Regions from separate parts of the Mus musculus genome. Here region 1 is linked to region 2. A link is a loop called in an ENCODE intact Hi-C map of the cell type or tissue named here. Cell type or tissue: heart. All regions are shown on one strand. Links, peaks and the distances in the headings refer to the core of each region. The heading gives the core; the rest is flanking DNA.

What was found. Hi-C counts contacts between places; a loop is a spot of excess contacts. Peaks named below come from ENCODE experiments on the same cell type or tissue, not always from the same donor. Only the 100,000 strongest peaks of a DNase experiment are listed, where the experiment ranks them.
Region 1: a loop joins it to region 2, with 2.9 times the contacts of the local background. A loop is called at or near these places in 1 of 42 quality-filtered maps.

What each region holds. Positions count from the first base shown.
Region 1 is chr6:48,046,687-48,051,070 of GRCm38, forward strand. It overlaps Zfp777 (zinc finger protein 777), which reads right to left and starts at 1,428. Exons shown (of 6, transcript NM_001081382.1): 1 at 1,300-1,428. The coding sequence starts at 1,416. In heart, for the core only: a CTCF peak has its summit at 1,902; DNase peaks (open chromatin) are centred at 1,225 and 1,875; H3K4me3 peaks cover 2,612 bases; H3K27ac peaks cover 2,181 bases; H3K27me3 peaks cover 364 bases.
Region 2 is chr6:47,875,313-47,879,696 of GRCm38, forward strand. It overlaps Zfp282 (zinc finger protein 282), which reads left to right and starts at 2,243. Exons shown (of 8, transcript NM_146175.3): 1 at 2,243-2,524. The coding sequence starts at 2,360. In heart, for the core only: a CTCF peak has its summit at 2,272; a DNase peak (open chromatin) is centred at 2,269; H3K4me3 peaks cover 2,292 bases; H3K27ac peaks cover 1,714 bases.

The sequences.
Region 1 (4,384 bases), core at 314-4,313, 170 kb after region 2:
TTTCCTTCTCCATTTAGGGATTTGGAATACTGGAAAGGGGTGAAGGGTCATAAGGTATAGCCCCCCCCCCCCCCAAGTCCTGATACAATGTCATCAGCTCCAGCAAACCTGTGGCTTGACCTTACCCTCAAGCAAAGACAGCTAAATCGAATAAGCTCAAATTCTCAAGCTGCTACCTGCTAGCAGGAGAGGAACGTTAGAATTCCTCTGCGCCACATTTCACAGCTTCTACCTGTCTCTCTTTCCTCCCCACCCTTGTGTGGTAAATGATTAGGGGCTCCAGGATCCATGCCAACATACTAGAAACATGCATAACGACACACATCTGACTTTTTACAAAAGCTGTGCCATTTTCTTACATGACCCAGGATGGTTCACTCAGAATTACATGCCATGAAGACCTAAGCCCAGAGGTAAGAATGTTTAAAAAAAAATCTTCATTTTATTTCCCAGGTGTTTTGTTATTGTTATTTTAAGAACTGCGAGGTTTTTAGGAAGCCATCTATCCTATCTCTTCCAGTATACATGGAAACAGGTTCAAAGGCACGGACTCCCATGCAGCAAACCCGCCTAGCACAGCCAGGGTGCCTCAGAGAGCACGTTGGGTGGGAGGGCGTTTAATTATTGAATGGCCCTCGGAAGAACATCAACCTCTTAGGCTCTCATTCGCCAGACCCCATTTATCCGTACCCCAAGTTTGACTCGGGGTGCTCCTGACGCAGAGGCTATGGATCACACTGCTCCCCACACCGGAGTCGCTGGGCTGGGCGCTGCCCGGCCTTCCCCTCCTCCCCCGACGGGCCGCAGCCAGTGCTCGGCTAGCCCAGGCCGCCCACCCTGGCGAAGCCGCCGCCAGCGCCACCCCTCCCCGTCCAGGCCCGCGGCACGCTGGGCAGGCCTCTACGGGACTGCGGGCACCTAGCCCGGGCCGACTCGCTACGTGACCTTGGGGCAGGCAGGGCAGGTCGCCGCCGGGTGTCCGTGCCTCAGTGTCTCCGCTCTGCGAAATGGGAGAGCCGCGTCAGCACCGCGCCCAGGCCGGGAGCCGTTCCGCGGGGCCGAGCTCTGCGGAAAACGTGCCGCTGGCCACCCCGACGGACGCAGCGCCGGCTCCGCAGCCAGGGAGCGAGCGCGCCGCCCGCGCCCCACCTCGGGCCGCGTGTCCGGGAGCCGTGCGGCCGCGCAGCCTCGCACGGACGGCCGCCGCTCCCGCCCGCCCCGGCCGTCCTCCCCCCCAGGGGGCGCGCGAGCCCGCCAGGGCGCCCCCTCCCCGCTAACGTCGCCGCGCCCGGCCCTTACCGAGACCCCAGGCCGGGCCACCGAGCCCGGAGCACGCAGGCTGTCCCCGGGGCCCCGAGGCCGCGCGTCCGTGCGCGCGCGGGCTGCCCTCCCCCGAGCCGGGGCCGCCTCGGCCATGGCCCCGCGCCGCCCGGCCCGCGCCGTGCGAGTCCCCGCCGCCGCCGCCGCCGCCGCGCGCAGCCCCACGCAGGCCCGGCGCCGTGGGCGGGCTGGCAGTGCGGCGCGGCCTGGCCTCACCCGCCGGGGCTGCGCGGCCGTCGGGCCCCGGCCTGCTCGGGGCTGTGCTCGGCGGGCGGGCGCGGGCGGCGGTGGCGGCGGTGGCGGCGTCGGAGCGCGGCTGTGCGGGCTGCGCCCGGGCGGCGAGCTGGGCCCCAGCGCTCTGCGGCCGCCCCCGGCGCGCTCGCCCGCCCCGAGCGGCCGACGCTGCGACCCCGGCTGCGGCCCGGGTCCCGGCTGCGAGCTGCGCGGCCGTCCCGGCGCCTCTTCAGCAGGGGAGCTGCACCGCAGCTGCCATGTTGCTACAAACTGCATCCTGGGAGGCATGTCCCTCTCAGGCGTTTCAAGAGGAGCGCTCGGAGGCTCGTCGGAGGCGGCCGGAACCCAGACAGCTCCATCTACAGCCGGTAGGAGCGAACAGTGAGGCGCGGGCCGCCTCGGCGCCGGACACGCCCTGAGCCCGTCGCGGCTCCCGGTCCCTCGCGGCTCACCTGGCGTCTTGGCGGCCCGGCGCCCTCGGGCCAGGCCGCGGCGGGCAGCGGCGGGCAGCGGCGGCGGCGGAGGCGGCGGAGCGGAATCCCGGGCGCGCGGCGCGCTGGGTCTGGAGGCGGGCCGATGGGCTCCGACAGCCTTCCGCCCGCGGCCGCCTGCGCGTCTCAAACCCAGAACCCGGTCGTTGGCTTTCAAAACCTGCGCTCACAAAGGGATCGGAGAGAGCCGTCACACCACAGAAAGCCGGAGTTCATGTGACCAGCGCAGTGCAGCCCGGGTTCCAGGGACGCGGGCTGTGGATCCAAGGGGAGCGAGGGGTGGGGGTGGGAGTGCTTTGTGAAAAGCCTCAGTGTTGTTTTCGGCCAGAAAGGACAGAATTCCTGGAATCTTTGAGGGCACGGGTTGGAAGGGGCTAGACGGGCTACTTAGGAGGAAACTGAGGCCGAGCCGGGAGTGGCTTGCTGATCCCAAGTTGCAGTTTTCGCCCCCTTGTACTCTTTCCAACCATGAGAGAGAACCCTCTTTCCTGGACAGGTTCAGTGAATCGCACGTTTACTGAATTTGCAGGAGCTGCCAAGATTTGGGAATGGAATGAAAAAAGAAAAATAAGTCTGAGCAGGTGTCCTGGTTACAGTTAGGGATGAATGAACCCCAACTGGAACCTAGAGGAAAAGCCAGAATAATTTTTTCACTTCATAGAACCCCGGGGGTGTCTGGGTTGGAGCTTGTCTTAGAAGGCAACCGGGCAATATGAAGCTCTCAGTAAAAAAACGGAGACCACCAGGCCAAGGACATCTCATTTATTCGTGAAGTGTCACGTGCTCCCCCCCAATATGTCTATGAATTGCGTATCATGTGTGCATACACAGGCAGTGCACACTACTGGCTTTCCTATTCTTGAAGTTTTACATAAGTTGTATTTATTCAGCCCATATCCTGTTGCAACTTTTTGTTATCTGGGTGGATACAGTATGTGTAAACAAGTCTATCTACCTGGTCTATTCATTCTAACCCCTATATAGTATTTCATTATCCTTCGGGGGAAATGAATCCAAACCTGCTGCCAGGATGCCACATATACATCACAGACATACATAGCGCATTGTGCTGTTCACCAGCTCTAGAATAGAGTATCTTCAACTTTCCCAGGCTTTAACTGCTCAGCAGAGACGGTGCCCACATACCCTACCACCATGCATAACTTCCTGTTTTCATGTCCTGGCCAACATTTCCTGGTAAGGGACTTAGAAAGTTTGTCAAAAAGTTGAGAAATGCAACTCCTTATTCTTATTGACATATATTTATGTTGCCATCATTAAAGAAGTTGATTGCTTTTTAAAATCTGCTGCAGTAATGTTAGTTTTCTTACCCTGCAAGGCTCTCTTCATAGTCTGTACCTGCGCTGTTGGATAGCTTTTCTTCCATTGGTTTATAGTGTTTTATAAAAAACACACTCTGGTTATTAATCCTATCACCCACCAAACATTTTTTCTGTGGGGGGGGGTGTTTGTTTTGTTTTGTTTTGTTTTTTTGTTTTTCGAGACAGGGTTTCTCTGTATTGCCCTGGTTGTCTTGGAGCTCACTTTGTAGACCAGGCTGGCCTCGAACTCAGAAATCCACCTGCCTCTGCCTCCTGAATGCTGGGATTAAAGGCGTGTGCCACCACACCCGGCTAACCACCAAACATTTACTGTAACAACTGATGCAGTTGCAGTTATTATTTACTTAATGCATTACTGAGACTGGGAATTGAACTAGGGCTTCTTGCATGCTAGAGTACAGCTGTACCACTGAGCTACAGCCCCAGCCCTTTTTTTTAATTTATTTACATGTATTTATTTACTTATTTATGTGTGAGTTGTGGGGGTGGGGTGTGGTCATCCATACGCTATGAGCGCCTGTAGAGATCGGAGGGCAACTTCAAGGTTCTCCCCTTTCAACATGTGAATTCCTGGGATTGAGCTCTTAGTGAAGTACAGTATGGCATGTCAACATTTCAGTATGTCTATACAGCATAGGTAAGGACAACTGGCTTATTCATTAGTTCAAACTGTTACCATTTCTTAGTGTTTGGATTACCCAAGATCCTCTTGGTTAAGGCGTCAGGCATGCTAGGCAAGCACTTCACTACTGAGCACCCCAGCCCTTCCAATAAACCATAGCCACGGTGTGCTTTTTCCGAGACAGGGTTTCTCTGTATAGCCCTGGCTGTCCTGGAACTCACTTTGTAGACCAGGCTGGCCTTGAACTCAGAAATCCTCCTGCCTCTGCCTCCCGAGTGCTGGGATTAAAGGCGTGCACCACCATGCCCGGCTTAAAATGTATATCCCAGGCTGGCCTCGAACTGCCTTTGCCTCCTTCAGCAAATCCTACCGGC
Region 2 (4,384 bases), core at 122-4,121:
AGTTTTCAATACTAAAGTAGACTAGCATACCCCCTATTTATATATAATATGGGAGGTTTAGAGAGATTTGAGAAAAGGTAGATAAATGTTTTGAAATGTATGAGACCCCTCTCTTGTCCTCTCCTGCAGCCATCATTTCAAATACACTGTCCAGAGCACAAGCTGTAGAAGTTTTAGGAGAGACAATGGAAAACAGTCAATGCCACCTGACAGGTCAAGGGCCAGGCCTGAATCTATCTCTTGTAAAGAGTGTACATTAGCTATGATAGTTTAACCAGTTGTCCATTTTGCTCCTCAGGGAGCTCATAGCCAGTGACTGAGTATCTCAGCCTCCTCAGTCCCTTGGTCATTGGAGCACCTGATATAGGGACCATAACCAATGTAGCACCAGCAGCACCCACATTATGCCCTTTTTTTTCTTCCAGAAGTATACCTTAGCCACCCCATACCCTTCTGCTTGTATAGGTTTCTATGCCCTGTAGTTGGTAGGCTTAGTGGTTATAAAATAATGCTAATATGGTGAAAATGTGCATTTGAGCCTGCTTAAGTTGAAATTTTTGTTGTTTTTTTGTTTGTTTGTTTGTTTTTTGAGACAGGGTTTCTCTGTATACCCTGGCTGTCCTGGAACTCACTTTGTAGACCAGGCTGGTCTTGAACTCAGAAATCCTCCTGACTCTGCCTCCCAAGTGCTAGGATTAAAGGCGTGCGCCACCATCGCCCAGTTTAAGTTGAGTTTTTTTTGTTTTTTGTTTTTTGGTTTTTTTGTTCATACAATACTGTGAACTAGACCCCCAGCCTAAGCCTAATCTCTGCTACACAGTAAAAGTGTGAATGGCTGTGTGAAAGTCTACCTGCGAGGAAACTGGATTAGACACACTGTGTTGTTGTCTTTCTGTGTAAAAAGGAACATTGATATGACTCACTACATACTTAAGGAGGGACATAGTAATCATTTTATCCTGAGGACATAGCTTAAACACTTGGGACTAACTTAGTCCTCTGTTTCTCATTTCTAGAAAAGAGAATATAGAGTTGATATCCCATAGGTCAGAAAATGTCTTCTCAGATGTGGGTTGCCAGTAGAAAAGCATTTGCCTGGAGCTTCCCAGGCTGGGCTTACTCGGTTCCTCTACTAATAGTGGACGTGATGTTTACAGTGAGATATATGCACTTGCATGCATGCACAACTTGTAACCAGGAAACGGAAAAAAAATCACTGACTTCTGGAGCATAACCTTCATAGAGGATAATATGAGTCTATGAAATACTCATTCATATATCCTGGAAGCATACCTAATAAAGCACTCGATAACTGTCCTTCTGAAGATAGCCCCTCTGGCACCCCACCCTTCCCCGTAGCTTCATATTGTTCTCAAGTTTAAGTGTAGTAGAACTCATGGCTTCCACCAGGTCTGACTTTCCACAAGGTGATAAGCCTTAGAGAGCTCAGTCCAGACAAGATAAGGACTGGCCATTTAGGAAGACAAAGTGGACAATATGCTACAGATAACCTACAGGGATTTATCTTTGATGGGTAATTACTTTTTTTTTTTTTTAGACTGGCCTGGAACTAATTATGGAGACCAGGCTGGCCCTAAACTCCACCTACCTCTACCTCTCAAGTGCTAGGAATAAAAAGTGTGCACACCACATCTAGCAAAAGTATCTGGGAGCCTACTATGTGCCAGGCATTAGTTCCTAATTTTTCAACATTAAAATAAGACAAACATAACACCCCACCCTATTTATATAGAACATAGGAGGTTCAGAGACAGTAAATGTTAAAAAAAAAAAAAATCACAGCCAGTGGCAATGTTGCAATTTAAACCGAAGAAGAGTATGCAAACCACAAAAAAACCAACCAACCAACAACAACAACAAAAAAAAAACCAAACAAACAAAAAAACCCCACCTTATGCCTAAGCAAAAGCTGACACATAGTAGGTGTTCAGAAAATATTTGGGTAAAATTTTTACAAGGGTGAGGCACCATTTTCTCCTGGGATGTCCAATGCATTCCTAGAAGTAACAGAAAGCAAGCCCCACTGTCCAGGCCGCAGCTTGGGACGTGAAGATCGACCACCCCAGCCAGACCTAGAGGCCGGCGGTCGCCGTCAGATTTCTTTGGGGGAGGCGGTGGCCCCCAGCCTGGAGTGGCCCCCGTCCAGCCCTGCAGGCGGGCAGGAGCTCCGAGGCCATTGGCTGGCGCGCCGGCTGCGAAGGGCGGGGAGCGCCACCGAAGGGGACTGTTTGCTCCTACGGGCTGTAGATGGAGCTGTCCGGCCCCGGCAAGGGGGAAGGCGCCTGGAAAACGTTCTTCTTCTCCCTGGCCGGCCCGAGCGGGGAACAGCACTCCCAGGATGCAGTTTGTGTCAACACGGCCGCAGCCTCAGCAGCTGGGCATCCAGGGTTTGGGGCTGGACAGCGGGAGCTGGAGCTGGGCCCAGGCTCTGCCCCCGGAGGAGGTCTGCCACCAGGAGCCGGCGCTACGCGCGGAAATGGCCGAGGGAATGCCGCCCATGCAGGTGGGTGCAGCGCCCGCGGGCGCCATGGCCGCGCCGCTGCCGTGGGGGCGGGGCGGGGCCGGGCCTCGGGGAGCCTCGCGGCTGCCGGGGCCCCGGGCGAACGGCGGAGCGGGCCTGGTGCAGGCCCGGAGCGCCAGGCCCTGCCGCGCTGCCACGGTGCCGCTGTCCGGGCCGGTGCGGCCGGGACCCGGGGCCCGCAGGATGCGGAAGCCGGGGCTGTGTTGCCCGGGACCTAGCGCGGTAGTGGCCGCTTCACTGAGCAGGGACTCGGGTTCCTCTTGGCGTCCGACCCGCCTGGGTTTGCGGCAGGCCTATTCCCGGCCCACAGAGGGAACAGTTTAACCATGTTTACACTGTAGCCAGTTTAATAAAAGGGTTTAAAGCTGTTTTATTGCTGTCTTTTTCCGACTATAAAGAGCAGCCCACTTTTCCTCTGTAGAACGGATGAGCCAGGGAAGGGACTGGGAGGGGACTTTGTCATCTTGGGTTGGCAAACTTGCCTGCATATTGGAATCGCCAGAGCAGCCTAAGACAACTGACTACGCCCAAACCGCATCCCCGAGCGTTGTCTTGGGGTCCTGGGGGTGAGAGAGAAGGCTCCAGTTGTTTCTTTAGGCTCCGTAGGAGATCTCAGGGTGCCTAGGACTTAGCTGGCACGGCCTTGGGTATACAGCACAAGGAGAAGGGTTAACGTGGTTTAACATCATTGTCTCAGAAGGGAGACTGAGTTACCTGAAGACTGGACTCTGAAGAAGCCACCCCTGTGTTCCCATTTGATTCTCAGTCAGGACTTAAGACTTGACAAGTCAATATGAAGACCTTTGGTTGTTTTTGAGCAAAATGACCAACTGTAGGTCTTCAAACCTGCGGAAATGCAACCAGCCTCAGACTTCCTACACTTCCATTGTCAGTCTTATCCCCTTCTCTGAACAAGGCCCCGGTGAAGCCTCCATAAGCCCAGTGGATGGCACTGACAGCCATCCAGCCACCAGGACCCAGCAGGGGCTGGCATTCCTAGGGTCCTGTTGTTCTCACTCCCATGTCAGAGAGGAATTCTCAGATGCTGTGGGGTAGTCTTCTGGCTATCACAGCTTCTCAGAGTTTGAGGAAAATAGTTCATGTGATTGTCAAAAGCCAGTCAGTCCGGCTCACTTCAAAGCAATAGGATTCCACTTTTCCCAACTGGAGGGCCCCTTCACCAGAAGCAGAGAGAACCAAGAGAGAAAGGGACATATCTTCTGGTCTGTGTTGTCATCCCGCACACCCTGACCAACCTCCACTTTTCTTTCTCTGTTGTAGAGCTCAGCACACAGCCTATATCTAGTAGAAGAGAAAGAGGCAGGCTCTGGGCCATGGGGAACCCCCTCATCAGGAAGCAGGGAAGGGAGCCACGAGGTTTTTGTTGTAGCCCTCACAGGGGTAAAGAATGTCCCTCTTCCTGTTAAAAAGTGCTATTGTCTAGTAAACCTATTTCCAGTTTGCACAGTTATGAAAAAGTAGCAGTGTGTGGAATTTTAACAGTGCCAGGTGTACCATCCAGCCTAGTATCTCTGGTAGGCCTAGTAGACATGGCAGTGATTGCATGTTTGCAAAGTGTTTGTGTTATCTGTGGCACTTAGAGCCCTGCCAGTTGGCAGGGCAGGGCGGTGCTAAAGAATGGCCAGCTGCTTCTTTGTTCCTCAATTTCATCATCTTTAAAGCAGAGATAATCATTCTTGCCCCAACCTGCAAGAGAGATTGCTCAGAAGATTAACTCCAGTCAACTTACACGGAAATTCCTACCTTGAAACAAAGAGTGAGAGCCAAATGGGAAGTCTGCCATTCAGTGTTGTCTGTGAGGCAAGCAGCTGTTCTCTTCAA